Linked DNA regions of Mus musculus: region 2 is linked to region 1. A link is a loop called in an ENCODE intact Hi-C map of the cell type or tissue named here. Cell type or tissue: gastrocnemius. All regions are shown on one strand. Links, peaks and the distances in the headings refer to the core of each region. The heading gives the core; the rest is flanking DNA.

Region 1 (9,702 bases), core at 508-8,507:
GATTTCTGAGTTCAAGGCCAGCCTGGTCTACAGAGTGAGTTCCAGGACAGCCAGGGCAACACAGAAAGACCCTGTCTCGAAAACAAAACAATACAAAAAACAAGGAAAGAAGGAAAGAAAGGAAGAAAGGAAGGAGCTCATTTATTTAATCATAATCACTTAGAGGTCATCAAGTTCGCTAGGCTGACTGACCACCAGGGGCCTGCCTGTCTCCATCTCTACAATGCTGAGACTATAAGTAAATACTATCATGCCTAGAACTAAAAAAATAAAAAATAAAAACAGTGGGTTCTAGGGGTTGACTCAGGTCTGCCTTTCCACACCGAGCTATTTCCCCAGCCAGTCAATCTTGGTCTAGGGCAGAGTGTTAATACAGGAAGGAACTGCTTCTAGTGACTGCGGGCAATTGTAGCACTCATATAGAAATAGAGTTATGATCCAGTGAAAGAAACTCCAAGAGCTTCAACATGGCCTGTGATCCTGGATTTTCCCCACACGCTTCTTACAGAATTTGAACTTTAAACTATGATTTTTACTTTCTACTACTGAATTTCATAACTGTAAACTTTTATTTAAGAACTAGGATCACTCAAATTTAGTTAAGATGCTTCATACATTAGCCATCTATTTCAGTGTAAATGTTGGGGAAAGCAAAATATCCTACCCTGAGTATTGTTGCTTCCTGTGTTTCAAGAAACCACAGACCTCTGTAGACGCAGGAAAGGCTCAACAAGGTCCTCCTGTCAAAAGACATGTATAGATATTTACATTAGAAAAGAGAAAAAGCAGTCAGAGGTTTCTCTATGGGAAAGTTTCCTCTCTGCATAGAGAGATCTCAGCCTGAAAACAAGACAATTTACAGCCGGGCGTGGTGGCACACGCCTTTAATCCCAGCACTCGGGAGGCAGAGGCAGGCGGATTTCTGAGTTCGAGGCCAGCCTGGTCTACAGAGTGAGTTCCAGGACAGCCAGGGCTACACAGAGAGAAACCCTGTCTGGAAAAACCAAAAAAAAAAAAAAAAAAAAAAAAAGCCATTTCTGATCCCTGCCCAGGTACAGGTCACTACAGGACAATCAGGACAATGACATGAGAGACTCCATCAGTATGGCAAGGCAGCCTCCGTTTACTGTGTATCCCCTCTAGCCACAGCTGTAACTCTCCAGTCACCCTCTTTCCCTACAGAAGTTCATGCCCCTCACTAATCTCTTTCTGCGCTCGAGTAGCAAGTCCTCCTTTGGGTTCAGGCACATATCAGATTCTGGGCTTTTCTGTTCCGTATCCTGAGGTCAGTTTATTTCTTCAATTGAAACCATCAAGCTTTCAGAGGCAAAAAAATTGAATTAAGCATTCAATATTTTTCATCTGCATCTCAGTTTTTGAAATTGTTTATAAGAACATAAGGGGTTACTTGAGAAAAAAAACAAGCCACACCTAGATTAGAGATAGATTAATAACAGAAAACGTGGGTATAAAATCATAATCACACACCCCTCTCTGCTGATGTGATATACACTACTGTCAGGGTAATTCTTATAAACCATCAAACCCTTACAAACGTACAAAGGGCTTACCTACCACACAAATCCCAGCCTTTCCCACTGAAGTTGCCAAAGCCTTTAATAATCTCATGCTCTTTCTGGTCCAAGTTAATGCCTTCCAAGTCTTCTCCTAAGTGTCCAATGTTGTGTTACACCTGCCTGAGAATTTCTGAGGATCAATTTCCCAACGTAAAGCTACCCAGAGGCTCACAACTGCACTTAGAAGTAATAATGCTCTCTTCTCAGAAGCAAATTGTGTTCATTTTAATAGTGCAATTTCAGTTCCAACTCCTGTGTGTGTGTGTGTGTGTGTGTGTGTTGCGTATACAGAGAAAGAGGCCATCTAACTATAAAGATACTATATACTTTATATACAGTAAAACAGCTCTCTGACATTTTAGTTCAAATAGGACAATTACCTCTAGGAGCTCCCATTTCTCCGTTATATGTAACACTTCAGTGCTAAGCACAACATAACTTACATTATATACAACTGGCTTTGCAATGCAAACTTAAGCAAGCAACTCCCAATTCTGAGGAACTAGATAAAGCATTCCTGGAAAATACGGGGAAGGCTTTGTGTTACACCCACGTAGATCCAGGTACATTCAGCTCCCTGACTTTTGGATTATGATATTTTCGCCTTTTGATAAATGGTTCTTGGTTTAATCCAGAGATGGTGGCGCAATGGAGATACATAAAAAATTGGCAAGCATTCAAACAAGTCACACTGACGCCATTCTTGTGGCTCATGCCCGTAAAGTCAGCACTTGAGAGATGGGAGGTGAGAGACTCCCAGGACTCATAGGAAGGGACCTTTGATGAAATGCCCGGCAGTAGGGAGAGGGAACTTATAGAGCCCACCTCCAGCAGAAAGACAGGACATCAAGTGAGGGATGGGGTTGCCATCCCACTGTCACACCTCTGACCCATAATTGTTTCTCTCTGAAAGAATTCCAGGGATGGAAATGGAGAGGAGCCTGTGAAAAAGAAGGTCCAGTGACAGGCCCAAAGTGGGATCCAGCTCAAGGGGCAGTCCCAAGGCCTGACACTACTACTGAGGCTATGAAGCGCTCACAAAAAGGGATCTAACATGACTGCCCTCCGAAAGACCCAACAAGCAGCTGAAAGAGTCAGATGCAGATATTTGCACCCAACCAATGGACAGAAGCAGCTGATCCCTGTTGTTGAATTAGGGATGGCTGAAAGAAGCTGAGGAGGACGATCCTGTAAGGGGACTAGCAATCTCAATTAATCTGGATCCCTGAGATCTCTCAAACACTGGACCACCAAACAGACAGCATACACCAGCAGATATGAGGCCCCCAACACACATAGAGGACTGCCGGGTCTGTGTTCATTCAGAGATGATACACCTAACCCTCAAGAGAGTGGAGGCCCCAGGGAGTTTAGAGATCAGGTGGGGTGGGGGCATCCATGTGGAGACAGGGTGGGGAGGGGAGGAGTTTGGGATGTGGATCAGTCGGAGGGTGGATGGGGAGGGGCGGGGAATGGAATATGAAGTGTAAAAAAATTGAATTACAAATAAAGTTAAATAAATAAATAAAAAAAGGCTAGTCTCAGGAATATAGGGGTTCGAGACCAACCTGGGATAGATGAGCCTGTCAAATCAACACACAAGTTAGTAAACCCAGATGCCCCGATCCTTGGCCTTGCACCCGGCCCTCCAACGCTCACCCGCTCAAACTCACCTGGAGGCCTAGCAGCTCACGGAAAAACAGTTAAAAACCGAGCGTCCAACCGAAAGCCGCTGACCGTTGTCATTTTTCAAACCGGCCGCCTTTTTTTGTGAGGCCGGCCCCTTTCCGCACAGCGCGCTTCCTTCGCGACGGATGCCGAGAAGGCTCAGAAGACCCACGGTGGGTGGGACTTGACGAGTTGCGCAGCGAGCCAGGCTCCAGATCAGCGGAATCATTCTTCAGGGTTATAGTTTCTAGCCGGAACCGCGATTCCGCCAGACCAGGAAGCGCAGCAGTTAGGGGGAGGAGTTCCGGGATGTGTTTACCGGGTTGTCCCAGACTGGAACTTTGCCTTCAGCGTACCTGATAGCGAGCAGGCAGACAGACGGTTTCTAGCCCCTTCTCTTAGGCTCAGAGAGTAACAGGCAATAGAGGATGTGTTGTTCCCAAATTAATCAAAGGCATTATAGAGAATCCAGGAGTAGTAGTAACAGTCTTACTGTTTGATAAGCATTGATGGGGTCAAATTTTGACCTCACTGGATATTTGTACACATCATTTCTCCTTAGGTCCATGAAAGCTTGAGGGCGGGGCAGCGAATGGATGGATAGACATTGTTAAGGACGTCCAATTTAAATCTTTAATTTACTCACTTTGAGGACTCAATATAGGATAATAAATCTAGAAGCATAAACGTACTGGAATATGATTCTACACTTGCCAAACATGAGCAAAACCACTAGTTCATCTCATCGGTGAGCCATTTCTGTGGCTTACTGACATTACAGGTAACAAAGAATATACAGAACTCTCTATTCACGGGTGTTTTAATATCCTTTGAGTACCTTTACTACTTGATTTTTTTAATAAATAGGTAAGATTTTAATTGTTATATTCTTGAGCCAATATTATAGAACATAGTTTCATATAAGTAGATGGAACATGGCTACACTGAAAATACAGTACAATTTAACATGGAGAATTCTGGCAACGTAGCTTTATATCCGGTTTATTCACTGGGCGGCGCTGCTGCATTGATTTTAACATTACTGAGAATTTCATTCCATTTCTTTCCAGTAATCAAAACTACAGAGATAAACATCGGACACAATGTTCTGGATTAAAAATTTTTTTTTTCTAAATTTATGGGCTTTAAAGTACATGTTTACAGTCCTGGCTTAAGAAGAAAAATAGCATTGAATTCAAGTAGTTGTCTGCATTTTATTTCTCTCTAATCATTCTTGTTAATCTGTTTGCCTCTTCAGTCACGTTCATCTTTAGGAAAGATTTTGGAAATTGAGCTATACATTTGAAATACTTTATGCAGTACTAGTCTGAAACTGTAAAATACCTAACATTCGCTGTTTGTGGTGAACTCTAAATAAATACAAGGAACCACAGACCTGGCATTGTGCTTTAACCCCTTAAAATACTTTCCTCAACGTGTACATGAAGTTATATTATTTTAATGTAGTTTATATAAACACCATTCTGAATCATCAGTCAAACATATTTAATATCATGAAAATACTTGCTCAGTGTTTTTATTAATTCAAATTTTATGTTCTAGTAAATTTCCAGTGTTGACTTTATGAGAGCCCGTGGTGTTAACAGTATTTCAAGGGAGCTGACAAGGATTTCTCAGAAAAATTTTAAAAGTAATGTACTCTTCAAACCATGGTTGTGCTTGCCTCTAATGTCAGTACTCCACAGGGAGAGGCAGGCAGATCTCTACGAGTTTGAGGCCAAGCCTGGTCTAGATAGTATTAGCCTGATCTTCATGGTGAGTTCCAAACCAGCCAGAGTTATATATAAGGAGACTCTGGAAACAAAAAAAGAATAAAACTTAATATATTCTATTTTTTGATAGAAAAGATATATAACTTCAATTTATTTGAATTTGTTACCATCTAAAAACATATTTTGAGTAAATAGACTTACATCACATTCTTCTTTCCCTTTTGTTCCCCAACTCCTCCAGGAGAGCCTCCCCCCATTCAAAACCTTCAATACCTTTCATTTGTTATCATATTCTTTAAAATTTATAAAATTTAAAAATGTTTTAAATTTTAACAAAATAATGAGCATTATCAAAGTTGTCTGATATAAAACAACAATCAATTGAACAGTCTTATGTAGATGTTTGTCTACAGCAATACTGAAAATACACGTGTTTTTCTCAATATAAATTTTAAGTAACTCCAAATATATTAACTGTATGATATTTAAAATAATATTTTAAATAATATATCACTTTTAGTTTTTTAAATGATCATAAATAGATGAAGTCTTTGTTTTTATTTAGTACAGCTGAAAATCTTGACTCTTACTGGGGTACACACACAAAATAAGAACAGTTTTTGGACATCGAAGTTCATTGTAATAAGGTTGTACTTGAATGACCCTCACATCACCAAAGAATTTTACCTCCATAGTAGCTAAGCCAAGAGTTGACAGTTCTGCTGCTCCAAGGAATGAATTGTAGACACGATTTTTGGATACAGGTATCCTGCTATGGTCAAAGCTATTTGACTTGAGTGATTATCATCATTCTCAGCCCACAGGGAACAAGTTACATTCATTTAAGAAATGGTGTGTGTATTAAGATGGTCTATCCATGAAGTCATTCATCAACTGTTTCAATGAACAATGGGTCTGATTGGAGGGTGGCACAGACGTTAGGTGAGGGTAAGATTCTGGTTCATTGGCTGTGATGATTTTGAAAAACATTCATCTCAGAATAAGAGTAACTTATAAAGTCCTCTTCTTCAAAATTGATACAATAATTATAAATACCAAGCAATGCCTTCATTCTCACTCTTTGCTATTCTCTTACAAGCCACCTCCCAAGTTAATTGTCTACATTTCTTTTGGCTGTATAAATCATTTTGGAATATGTAAGCTGTTCTAAAAACCATAGTATAGTGTAAAAACATCACATAAACAATCCTACTAATAGAGAGGCTGAGATAGGAGAAGCATGATTTCAAGACCATTATGTGGCACACAGAAAGACCCTGTCATGTACAAATAAGCAGAAAGTGTATATGGATTGTACAATATTGGACGTCTTTCTCCCATTACAAAATTAGAGAAACAACAGGTTGACAGCTGACAAATTTCTAATTCCCATACTTTTGAATTTCAATTGATTATGATATGTTGGCAACATTAATTTTCATACTGAGAGATAGTAAGGAAAAGTGAATGTTACTTCCTGTTAATTTTCTTGTTAGAGGTGGAATTATTTTTGTGTAGGCTTGTTGAAAGACTATTTCTTGCTTCTTCTAGGGTGTAGTTTCACTCCTTGTGTTGTTGGTTTCCATTTATTATCCTTTGTAGGGCTGGATTTGTGGAAAGATATTGTGTAAATTTGGTTTTTTCATGGAATATCTGAGAGTGTTGCTGAATATAGTAGCTTGGCTGTTCTCTTAGGGTCTGTATGACATCTGCCCAGGATCTTCTAGCTTTCATAGTCTCTCGTGAGAAGTCTTGTGTAATTCTGATAGGTTTACCTTTATATGTTACTTGACCTTTTCCCCCTTGCTGCTTTTTAAAAGATGTATTTATTTACCTATTTATCTATTTATTTATTATATCTAAGTACACTGTAGCTGTCTTCAGATACCCCAGAAGAGGGCATCAGATCTCATTGCGGATGGTTGTGAGCCACCATGTGGTTGCTGGGATTTGAACTCAGGACCTTCGGAAAAGCAATCAGTGCTTTTTTTTTCCATTTTTTATTAGGTATTTAGCTCATTTACATTTCCAATGCTATACCAAAAGTCCCCCATAACCACCCACCCCCACTCCCCTACCCACCCACTCCCTCTTTTTGGCCCTGGCGTTCCCCTGTACTGGGGCATATAAAATTTGCAAGTCCAATGGGCCTCTCTTTCCAGTGATGGCCGACTAGGCCATCTTTTGATACATATGCAGCTAAAGACAAGAGGTCACGGGTACTGGTTAGTTCATAATGTTGTTCCACCTATAGGGTTGCAGATCCCTTTAGCTCCTTGGCTACTTTCTCTAGCTCCTCCATTGGGAGCCCTGTGATCCATCCATTAGCTGACTGTGAGCATCCACTTCTGTGTTTGCTAGGCCCCGGCATAGTCTCACAAGAGACAGCTACATCTGGGTCCTTTCAATAAAATCTTGCTAGTGTATGCAATGGTGTCAGCGTTTGGATGCTGATTATGGGGTGGATCCCTGGATATGGCAGTCTCTACATGGTCCATCCTTTCATCTCAGCTCCAAACTTTGTCCCTGTAACTCCTTCCATGGGTGTTTTGTTCCCAATTCTAAGGAGGGGCATAGTGTCCACACTTCAGTCTTCATTCTTCTTGAGTTTCATGTGTTTAGCAAATTGTATCTTATATCTTGGGTATCCTAGGTTTGGGGCTAATATCCACTTATCAGTGAGTACATATTGTGTGAGTTCCTTTGTGAATGTGTTACCTCACTCAGGATGATGCCCTCCAGGTCCATCCATTTGGCTAGGAATTTCATAAATTCGTTCTTTTTAATAGCTGAGTAGTACTCCATTGTGTAGATGTACCACATTTTCTGTATCCATTCCTCTGTTGAGGGGCATCTGGGTTCTTTCCAGCTTCTGGCTATTATAAATAAGGCTGCTATGAACATAGTGGAGCATGTGTCCTTCTTACCAGTTGGTGCATCTTCTGGATATATGCCCAGGAGAGGTATTGCTGGATCCTCCGGTAGTACTATGTCCAATTTTCTGAGGAACTGCCAGACTGATTTCCAGAGTGGTTGTACAAGCCTGCAATCCCACCAACAATGGAGGAGTGTTCCTCTTTCTCCACATCCACGCCAGCATTTGCTGTCACCTGAATTTTTGATCTTAGCCATTCTGACTGGTGTGAGGTGGAATCTCAGGGTTGTTTTGATTTGCATTTCCCTGATGATTAAGGATGTTGAACATTTTTTCAGGTGCTTCTCTGCCATTCGGTAATACTCAGGTGAGAATTCTTTGTTCAGTTCTGAGCCCCATTTTTTAATGGGGTTATTTGATTTTCTGAAGTCCACCTTCTTGAGTTCTTTATATATGCAATCAGTGCTCTTAACCACTGAGCCATCTCTCCAGTCCTCCCTTGCTACTTTTAAAATTCTTTATTGGTTTAGTGCATTTGGTGTTTTGATTATTATATGACGGGAGGAATTTCTTTACTGGTCCAGTCTATTTAGAGTTCTATAGTCTTCTTGTATGTTCATGGGCATCTCTTTCTTTAGATTAGGGAAGTTTTCTTCTATAATTTTGTTGAAGATATTTATTTGTCCTTTAAGTTGGGAATCTTCATTCCCCTTTATACCTATTATCCTTAGGTTTGGTCTTCTAATTGTGTCCTGGATTTTCTGGATGTTTTGGATTAGGAGCTTTTTGCTTTTTGTGTTTTCTTTCACTGTTGTGTCAATGTTTTCTATGGTATCTTCTGCACCTGAGATTCTCTCTTCTATCTCTTGTATTCTGTTGGTGATGCTTGTATCTATGGCTCCTGATCTCTTTCCTAGGTTTTCTAACTCCAGGATTGTCTCCCTTTATTGTTTCTATTTCCATTTTTAGATCCTGGATGGTTTTGTTCAATTCCTTTGCCTGTTTGATTGTGTTTTCTTGTAACTCATTAAGGGAATTTTGTGTTTCCTCTTTAAAGGGCTTCTAGCTGTGTTCTCCTGAATTTCTTTAAGGGAGTTATTTATGTCCTTCTTAATGTCCTCTATCATCATCATGAGAAGTGATTTTAGTTTTGAATCTTGCTTTTCTGCTGTGTTGAGGTATCCAGGACTTGCTATGGTGGGAGAATTGGGTTCTGATGATGGCAAGTAACCTTGGATTCTGTTGCTTACGTTCTTACACTTTCCTCCTGCCATCTGGTTATCTCTAGTGCAACCTGCCCTGGCTATTTCTGACTGGAGCCTGTTCTTCCTGTGATCCTGGTTGTGTCAGAACTCCTCTGAGTCAAGCTGTCTCTGTGATTCTGGTATTCTAGGATCCTGAGATCCTGGGTGTGTCTGAGCTCCTGGGAGTCAAGCTGCCTTTGGTACCTTGAGATCCTGGTGTGACCAAGCACCTGGGATCCTGGGATCCTCTGATTCTGGGCGTGTTAGAGCACCTGGGAGTGTAGCTGCCTCTGGGTGTTGTGGGGCTGGTTGCAGAGTTTGCACCTAAGGTCTGCTCCATATTCTAATTTTAAAGTGAACTCTTTATGTCAGAAGTAGTTGTACATGCCCATAATCCTAGCATCCTGAAGGTAGAGGCCAGGGTCACTAGAAGGTTAAGGTCAGCATGCTCAACAGCAAGTGCTAGGAAACCCTGTCTCAAGGTAACAACAATAAAGGAATCAAGTATAACATAACTTTTAGGAGTGTGCCTTATCTGGGGTCTTATAGAAAAGGTACATGTGTATTGTAAGTGAGAGTAATACATTTCTTTACGTATAGGCAAG
Region 2 (9,702 bases), core at 986-8,985, 400 kb after region 1:
TGAATCCCATTCAAAAATATTCTCAATGCTAAAATGGAGTTATTTCTACGGTAAGGAAGGAGCCCCCTGTTCCTGTTAGAAGGCTCAAGGGTTGTATGAGCAGAACCTAGGAGCAGAAGAGAGAGGTGATGCAGGAGAGGGAAGTTGCCAAGTGATGCGTGGCTGGGTACCAGCTGACCATGCTTAGCAGAAAGGAAGAGTGTGTGCAAAGGGATAGACAAAGTATAGTTTGCCACAAATGGTTCCGCATTGCTGAACTGCTCATGCAGTTTCTGAACCCGTACTAACCAGGCAGCGACTCCAGCCATAGCTTCACAAGGGTAGACCCCATCCTACAGGGGCTGGGTGCAGGGGATTCCACGTTCATGGTTTAGAGATACAGTTTCTGACTACAGTGCTTATGAAGGAAGAAAGGAAGAAAGAAAGAAAGAAAGAAAGAAAGAAAGGAAGGAAGGAAGGAAGGAAGGAAGGAAGGAAGGAAGAAAGAAAGAAAGAAAGAAAGAAAGAAAGAAAGAAAGAAAGAAAGAAAGAAAGAAAGAAAGAAAGAAAGAAAGAAAGAAAGAGGGAAGGAGGGAAGGAGGGAGGGAAGAAGGAAGGGAGGGAAGGAAGGAGGGGAAGGGAAGGAAAGGAAGGAAGGAAGGAAAGAAAGAAAGAAAGAAAGAAAGAAAGAAAGAAAGAAAGAAAGAAAGAAAGAAAGAAAGAAAGAAAGAAAGAAAGAAAGAAAGAAAGAGCAAGCTTGGGACACAGCCAGAGTAGACCTGATAGAATTCCAAATGTAGGGTTTGATGTAAAAGGCTTGAACTAGAATCTTGGCAGGAGAAAAAAATGGGACAACCAGTCTTTCAAGACATTGAGAAAGTAGAATCTATCAGGGTTCCATGACGTGATGCAGCCAAGCATAAAGGAAATCAGAGTAAAGTGCCCTGCTCAAGGTAGTCCATCGAAGGTACAGGGCTAAACGGGATAACTAGGCAGATACAATGCCATGCCATTATGGTGAAGACAGCGAGAAAGGTGAAGGCACAGAGAAAAGATATATTCATTTCTGAGCCTATTGGCTCTGCCGTCTCAACTGCAGAAGAGTGGGCTGCCTGGAGAGCTAGCAAATCCTTTTTTAATATTTAATTAAACACCTATAGCTTATTGAAAATAGGTTAAAACATAAAAGTGTCTCGATCTAGCCCTAAGGAGACAATAAAGCAAAGGACTCAAAGAAGTGACTCCAAGAGTTTTATGTGACATCCATGGCCCTTGTGTGGTTCTGAGCCCTTATCCCTGGTGCCCAATACATTCTAACCACAACTGGTGCTTCTCAGGAGGGGGTGGTGGTATCCTGGCTTTTGTTTGGTGGTGGCAGTTTGCTATGTGTTTGGTTGATATTCTTGGCACAATTTCTGGTTTGGGTTTAGTAGGGAGGCAGTTGGCCTAGTACTCAGGTTCGAATCCAGGGCTTTTTGTATGTTTAGCAATCTATCTACCACTAAACAACACCGCCAGCCTTTAACCACTCTAACTTGAAGTGATTCTCACTAAAACACAAAGCAATGCAAGATTTTCCATTCCAAATGACTCAGCCTTCAATGCCTTGAAAACTAATAGAGTCAGTCGGTGTGTTCTCTTCAGCTGTGACTACTGAGGCCCGGAACATCACCTGGAAAAATGCAAAGTTCACGGATTCCTGGCCTCAGGCAGTTGCAAACCTTTGCCACGGGTAGAAGGCAGGCACACAACTGTAGTAAACAGACAAAATGTTCACACCCGGTTATTTTCTTTTTTAAACACTTGTGCCTGCCAAGTAACGCATTAGAACAAAGCCCACCGGGCCTGAGGCAGTTGCAACATCTGATCTTGGTGTCTAAATCCTCTCTGACATGTTCTAGGCAAACAGTTGGACCTGTGGAACCTTGCTGTTCCCATCCACTGTGTCAGAGTATTGCAACACGTGAAGGGAGCCCAGCATCCTCACATACCAGCTCTCTGAAGCCCCAGTTCTGGGTGTACAGTTTCCTCTCTCACTGTACTCATTTTCTAGGGCTGCACAGCAAAGTGCCAAAACCACACAGCTCAGTCCATGTGCCTTCACTGTGTCAACATTTGAAGCTTAGAAGTCAAAATGGGCATGTGAGCAGGGCTGGTTTCCTTGGGTGTGACACAGGAGCAGGCTTTCTCTTTGATGTGTAGACGACAGGTCCCTTCACGCTGCCCAATCTGCGTGTCTGCTCAGATTTGCTGTTGCCATAGAAACCCCATCACAATGGCCAGGACCTACCATAATGTCTTCATATTAATTTTATCATCTCTACAAAAAGCCTGTCTGCAAGCAATATCATAATACTAAGGATTAGGACCCAACGAATGAAATTTTGCATAATTCAGTCCACATTATTTTATTTTATTTTTAACACATTAACTTACTTTAAACTGTATTTTATTTATGTGCACATATGTTTGTGTGGATATCTGAGTGAGTGTATGAGCACATGTGTGTGCAAATATGGACAGAGACCAAAAGAGGGTGTCAGGTCCTTTGGAGCTGGAGTTAAAGATGTTTGTGAGCCCTGGATGTGGATCCAGACTCTTGGTCCTCATGATTGAGCATCGGAGCGCTCTTATCAGATGAGCCATCCTTCCAGCCTATTGTTTGATAATTATTTCTTAGCAGATATCATCAAGAAAAGGTTCTCTTCTTATGTGGGGCATGAAATTCAAAAGAGATCGAAAGATGTTGTCACATTCTTGCCACCAACAGGACAGAGGCACGCAGTCCCGGAGCCTAAAATTAGGTAAGTATATGATTAAGTGCTTAGGTAGACACTGGATCCCACTTCCCCACCAATCTCTCTAAAGCATGTCCTCCATCTGAGGAGATTCTTCCTTCTTCTTCCTAGACAGACACACTCCTGCCCCTCTCCCTTCACCCTCCACCCTCCACCTTCCACCCCTTCTCACCCACTTTACCACCTCAACTGAAACCACACTGAAGGGAACCACAGTCTAAAACCCAGAAAGGTAGCCAGGCAGCGCTGGCACAAAGCCTTTAATCCCAGCACTTGGGAGGCAGAGGCAGGTGGATTTCTGAGTTTAAGGCCAGCCTGGTCTACAGAGTGAGTTCCAGGATAGCCAGGACTACACAGAGAAACCCTGTCTTGGGAAAAAAACAAAACAAAACAAAACAAAACAAAACAAAACAAAACAAACAAAACAAAACAAAACAAAAAACAAAAAAACTCAGAAAGGACTAAGTAGGAGCCTCTAAATTTTTCAAAGATGTTTATTTCTTCCTTTTCATCTCTTCCCTCAACTCCCCAGAACACTGAAAAACAGTGTTACCCAAGAAGTTAAAACTAAGATTCCGGTGCCCTCTTTACATGACCCTGTCCTCAAAGACACCCTGAGAAGCCAAGAGCACCTTCTATCTCACGGTGAGAGAACCAGCTGCTTCAAAGAAGGAAGCCCACAAGGCCAGGAGGGAGAGCCCACGAATCCACTGAAGGGCGTGGACCCCAGCAAGGATGTCTCTGTCCCATGTCATGACCAAGAGCTGTCCACCAACAAGACAGAAGACAGTGGCGTGTCCAGCCAAGATGGTGAGAGAGGGTCAGCACCTGCTAATGAGACCAGATCTGAAAATGCCAGTCAAAAGCCACGTGGAGATGCTGATGTACAAAATTCCCCCAGCTCCGTGGACTATGCAGGAAGCTTCAAAGATGAACGCACAAAGCCATCCTTCCTAGAGCTGTTCGAAAAGGCCAAGAATGCTCACTATGTCCGCCACAGGGTGCCCCCCGAGTCTGAGAGATTACTTAGCATCGGAGAGATATTTGGACACAAACACTACTCACTCCCCAGAACAGGGGAAACACTGTGAAAATGGTGCCAAGTCCCTTCCTCTCTGCCTGTGTAATGTCGCCTGACCAGAAGATATTCTGTAATCACTATGGAAACGAGACCCTTCAAATAGCTGCCGTAGCAACGCACAGAAACAAGCAGAAATGCAAAATAAGCTTTCTTTTGCAACCTCGGGGACCCTGCCCTTTTGTTTGGTCTTCCTCCTAATAAACAAGGCCACTATGAAGAGGAAGGAGAGGGAAAATACTATGAAAATATTTTAAGTTGCGAACCTGGGCTTATTTTGAAGAAGAAAGTCTTGTTTGTCCGAAGCTCTGCGATGCTTAGAGTGCCACCTGCTGGTCAAATGGCATAGCTATTTGCCTAGTTTTCTTTGAGGTGGGGGGGTGGGAGGGGTGGGGAGGGTGTTGCATGGGAACTCAACTGAAATCACGTACGGTGACCTGGTCTCCAGATAAAAGCTGTTCTAGCCACAGCTCTGGTCTCCTTTTGAAGCATCTCCTCTCTTCTCCCTTTTGTTTCTCTTTCCTTCCCTCTCTCCACCCTCCCTCCCCTCCTCTCCCCTTCTCTTCCCTCCTTTCCTTACTTTCTTTCCAAACAGTTCCATTGGGTTTCTCTTTCCCAGTTTCCACATTAGTATCAAACATTTTTGGGTCCTAATGGAACTAATCTGTGTCCTTCCGTCTTCTCCCTACTCAAAATATCTTACGACCTGCTGCACACTTACAAACCTATGCCAGATTCAGTCAATAACAAACCGTCTCACAGTAAAATAAGGATAATTTCCATTTTAAAGTCATTGTTTTAAGCGAGTGTGATGCCACATGTTTATAACTCCAGTATCCCGGTATTTGGGACGCTGAAGCAGGAGGATTAACAGAGACTAGTGACACAGTGAAACCCTGTCAGGACAAGCTCTCTTAGGAAAACAAAGACCACTGGTTTAAGTAGGTCAGCATAGCCTGGGTCCCACTGAATGAACTGAGTAAAACTGGTCCCCTACCTAGATGGCCTGAATTTCACACTTAAAACAAATGGTGTCATTTGTCATCAGAAAACAGCAGCTCACAGCTAATCCATTTAAAATCCTATTCCTCGCCTAATAATACACCAAATAAAAATTTCACGTTTATCGTTTATAGTGACTTCTTTAGAAAAACTATCTTTTACTTTTAAGTCCAAGATCAAATAGCAACTGTTAAATTCAAGTTTTCAACCCTATAGCAAACTTGGAAACCAAAAGGATAAATTCAGGACTTATATATTTGTTTTGCAAGTATTTGTTTACTTTGAATTAGTTTGTTTCTTTTTTCTTTTTGGTTTTTTGATTTTTTTGATTGATTGATTGATTGATTGATTTTGAGACAGTGGTTAAACTTGCTGTCCCAGGTTGGCCCTGAACTCCCAGGTTCAGCAATCCTCCTGCCTCACCCTCCTGAGAAGCTGGCATTGTAGGCTCTTACAGTTAAGCAGACATATTTGTTGCAGTCTACCTTGAGGACATCTTGAAGAACTAGAAACTATTTATATCGAAAATGATAAAGGACCCCATCGTCTAATACTAAAGCTCCTAGGGGTTAAATTAATTCAAATTTAATGACAAAGTATGAATTAATTGTGTTTAGTTTAATAACACTATTTAATTCCCATTTGCGATGCCTGGTGTTTAAATCCATAACTCATAATAGCTCCCATTTTCCAGCATCTCCTGCTGTCCAGAGCTTCCCACACAGCATCCCAGTTGTCCTCAGAACTCTGCAAATGGTTTTTCTTTCAGTCTTCATTAGATAAACAGAGCCAGGCAGAAAATGTCCTCTGAGTCAGGTCTGCACACTGCCCTCTGTCACACTCCCTCTATCTACTGTGCTACCTCTTGGAAAAATCAGTTTTTTAGCCCAGCCTTTGGCCTTCAATGGCAAGGCAATAGTTTATAGTAGAAATAGCATTTTTTTTCTTTTAGTGTGTCCTTTAATGGGGAAGGCAGGTCAGGGGCAAAGGTCAATGGTTCACAAGTTGTTTACACTAGTCATGAAGGCAGGGGCTCCTAGAACAGAGAACCACCTTTGCAAAATGCCCAAGGACTGGGGAGAGATCTGCTCACAAATCTCCACTCCCTGGTGGAAAGGGAGCTTTCTCCTTCACTGTATTACCCTAATGTCTTCTGTGTGGAGGGCATCTACTCTTTGCCTGGAGGTAGAGGCGTTTGGACACTCACAGAGGTGGCGACTGAGCCCCTCTCGACCGGCCCTAAGCTGTAACACAGAAACTCCATCAGTTCTGCAAGGAAATTTTAAAGTGGATCAAGAACAACATGAGGTGGCATCGATGACTCAGTAAGGAGCTTGCTGTCCAAGCACAGAGACCTGAGGGCAGATCTGTCATCTACATAAAAGCTTGGTGTAACCAAACATACCTGTAATCCTAGCTCTGTGGGGAACGGGATGCAGGGCACAGAAACGGATCCCAGGGCTAACTGGTCGTCTGGTCTGCCAGAAATAGCACTGGGCATTAACTTCTGGCTTTCACATCCTCCTGCATGAGGCAAGTCTGCACACAGGTGACACCCAATGAGAGAATCTGTACAAAATAAAAGCATTTACAGCAAAAAGTAAGGAGTACCAGGGCAATTGTAAAGGAAACTGGAAATCATGGGAGAAAATGGGAACCATTCTGGTTCCCCCTCACCAAGCTGAGACAGTTCAGTTCCTGAGGCAGAGAGGCGCACGCTGAGCCGCAGTCATTATCAAGACCGCAAGACTTATCAGCAGATCAAGGCTGAGGCCAGCCTGGTCCATGTGAGGCCCTGTCCCAAGAAAGCCCCTTGATGAAATTTTTTGTAAAAAGACATATTTAGTACAGAATCTTCATCTCACTTATGGCTAGAATATGGATCACTTGCGATTGCTAGGAAGAAAGGTTTCACCTGATCAGGCATAACGTGAAACACCCCCCAGATGTCTCCACTTCCCCACCACTACTGTGAACAGGTCGCTGTTACATTCCCTAATAATGGCCATCAATTACAGTATAAATTAACTTCAATATCATCAGTCATGCTATTTTGAATGGTTTGAGCTTAATTGTATAAAAATTGTTCCATGGAAGTGAGCCACAGGGAAGTCTCGTCAGACTCTAAGTAACACATATGAGTTTGACCCACCCTGACGCCATCACTGTCATGATCACTAAAGAGAGAAACTCTCAATTCAAACATTTAGCCTGTGATAAATGACAATGTATGTAAGCTACGTGTAAGGATAGTTCATTGCCCAAGTGGCAATGAGAACCTTTCTGTGTATTTTTGCTGAGGACTCTCCCTGTGTTGGAGTGAGAGGAGACAAAGGGTGTTACGGAAGTTGGCCAAATGGACATGCCTCAAGGCCGGGGGAGAGAAGCAGACAGCAAGCAAGTGTATTCCTGCTCATCAGCAACCATGTCCTATTCAACTTTCTCCTGAACTCCAGAAAATAGGACGCTAATGATCAGAATGTCCAGTGAGTCTGCTGATGGATCTGCTGGTTTTGAATTTAGCTCAACATGAGGCTGGTGATGCATAAGTGGTTAAGGAGCCAAGGATTGGAGGGAGACCTCCGTCTCCTCTCACTCATGAAAAGAGAGTTTTCACCTTTGCCTCAGAAAGGCCAGACTATGTGTTCAGAATCTCAGAGGCAGTAAGTCCCAGAAGCAGAATGAACCCAGGGACCCAAGCCTTCTGCATCGCCCCACCACATTCAGCTACCCCAGCAGGCTCCAAAAGCCCATAGCCAGCCAGCCCAGTGGTCTCCTGAAATGGGGAGGCTGTGATGGCAGCCAAACAACAGCCATGGAAGCTATGGGCTGGACTTAAAGATGCAGAAAAGGGTTAGAAATATATATGTAGGGGCTGCAGAGAAGGCACAGCAGTTAAGAGTACTGGCCACCAGAGGACCTGGTCTCTCTTCCTAACACCTACATGGCAGCTAAGTACTCTCTGTAATTCCAGTTCCAGGGGATCCAACTCTCTCCTCGGGCCTCTATGCACTGCACACACATGGGGCACAGGCATGCATGCAGGCAAAATACCCACACACATAAAACAACTAAAATTATATATATATGGAGTTTTACAGGCTAGATATAAGAGTTCTCACATCTGCATGGTTTTCTTATATTCATTTTTCTAAGGGCATATGAACACATCATGCACACACGTGCACACACACACACATACACACACACACGTACGCATTCATCACTTTCTTTAGGAATAAAAGTATAGAGAAGGCCCTCATGGCTGCACAGTGGCTCACTATAGAAGTCCACAGCAGCAATGTTGTGCCTCTCCGCAGGCTAGTGGGAGGAGATTGTTTGGGGACATGATGGTGAATGCTGATCCTAACAGTTTGGGTTTGGTTACTCTTGCTATACAATGGAGGCCGGTCTCAAACTCTCAGTCCTGCTCAGTCCTGCTCAGTCCTTGAGTTAAAGGTGTGTCCCATTTGTTACATTTGGCAACTAGACATTTTTTTAAGTTCCAGAAAATTTGATAGAGATTTTGCCCATGTTTTTATCCAAGCTCATCTTCAAAATAACAAACTCGGTGTAAGACAAGCCCTAAATGTAAAGGGAAAATGGTCAGATTCATTTTGGACTAGAGACAAAGGCACAGAAAGAGAACTGGGCAGAGCCCCACCTGGCAGCTTCTCTGGGGATCTCTAAGGATTCAGGATAGGCTATCTCACTGCTGTCCCCATCCCTAGCAAACTGAGCCTCCAGCGTGCACACAACCTGCAGGTCTGAGCTGGCTGCCCCCAGTAGCTTGTGTCCATCCAGAGCAGAAGCATTACCTAATGGTGTTGTGTTCAAATGTGAACAAAAACCCTGCTGTACAGCATAGCATAAGGTCAAGACTGTTCTATAATTATATTCACAGCAAAAGGTGACTATCTCTTCATCACAGGACTGATTCTCAGTAGACACTCTTTCACTATACAGATGGATACCTATTTTCCATTTACCTGGAAATAACTCTGCTGGGGTTGAAGAGAGTTCACCCACAGGAAAATGTGCCCCTATATCAGCGATCAGATGCCTAGGTGTGCAAGCTCACAACTCATCCTTGCCCTGCTGTTTAATCCTGAATATCACGCAGATAAGTATAACACAGTTATACTCAGGGACAGAAGGCACATCTCATTATTCTCCTGGGGGTTTACCAAGGGTCCCAGAGTTGGAAGGGGATACAGAGATCAGCCAGTTCAACCCCAGTTCAAAGATGTGAGATGGCTTTTTAAAAGAAGTAGGCTATGAAAGTGATTATTTGGGGTGAATTTTTAGTCAGTGAATTTTGGTTTAGAATGGAAATTTGTTCACAGTATGCGTGTCAATGCTGCCCCCTAGTGGTAAAGATGGCCCATTCAGGAAAAATTACCTTGAGAGTCAAGAAGTTAGCTATTATGCTAACATAATTTCTCAAAGGGTTTTCTAAGAAATCTTACTAAGTGCGATTAGGGAAAGACATAGAGTTGAAATAAGTCTGGGGAAACCTGGGTTAGATAATTGGAATCAATTTCTCTAGATGAGACTTCTCTTAAGTCTTTAGCATGTTAATATCAGGATGAGCATCCAGAAAGAAAATAAAAGAAGCTGAAGTACCCTAATGGATATGGCATGGGAACTTTGTCCATACATAATCTCCAGGAACTATGGTGACCTGCTAAGCACATTTTAAAAACACTATCCTGGAATAAAAGCTTTTTATATCATAAGAATCAAATAGTCAACAAAGATTCCATACATTTTGGAAGATAATGACAGGAAGGACATTTTTCTTAGTGGCTATTTCCCTTTGCTATCCTGTGGGTATTCCCATGA

What was found. Hi-C counts contacts between places; a loop is a spot of excess contacts. Peaks named below come from ENCODE experiments on the same cell type or tissue, not always from the same donor. Only the 100,000 strongest peaks of a DNase experiment are listed, where the experiment ranks them.
Region 2: a loop joins it to region 1, with 9 times the contacts of the local background. A loop is called at or near these places in 29 of 42 quality-filtered maps.

The regions. Positions count from the first base shown.
Region 1 is chr1:169,528,072-169,537,773 of GRCm38, forward strand. It overlaps Nuf2 (NUF2, NDC80 kinetochore complex component), which reads right to left and starts at 3,393. Exons shown (of 15, transcript NM_001355159.1): 1 at 3,251-3,393; 2 at 665-740. Gm34624 (a long non-coding RNA gene) reads left to right here and starts at 3,506. Exons shown (of 3, transcript XR_373698.2): 1 at 3,506-4,026. In gastrocnemius, for the core only: CTCF peaks have their summits at 3,507 and 4,246; DNase peaks (open chromatin) are centred at 3,455 and 4,257; H3K4me3 peaks cover 1,616 bases; H3K27ac peaks cover 1,466 bases.
Region 2 is chr1:169,930,333-169,940,034 of GRCm38, forward strand. Ccdc190 (coiled-coil domain containing 190) reads left to right here. Exons shown (of 4, transcript NM_001033185.2): 3 at 2,663-2,783; 4 at 3,310-4,321. The coding sequence ends at 3,868. Among named protein-coding and RNA genes, the nearest start is that of Ccdc190, 6.2 kb to the left of the region's middle. In gastrocnemius, for the core only: a CTCF peak has its summit at 4,194 (motif pointing left); DNase peaks (open chromatin) are centred at 3,828 and 4,181; H3K4me3 peaks cover 767 bases.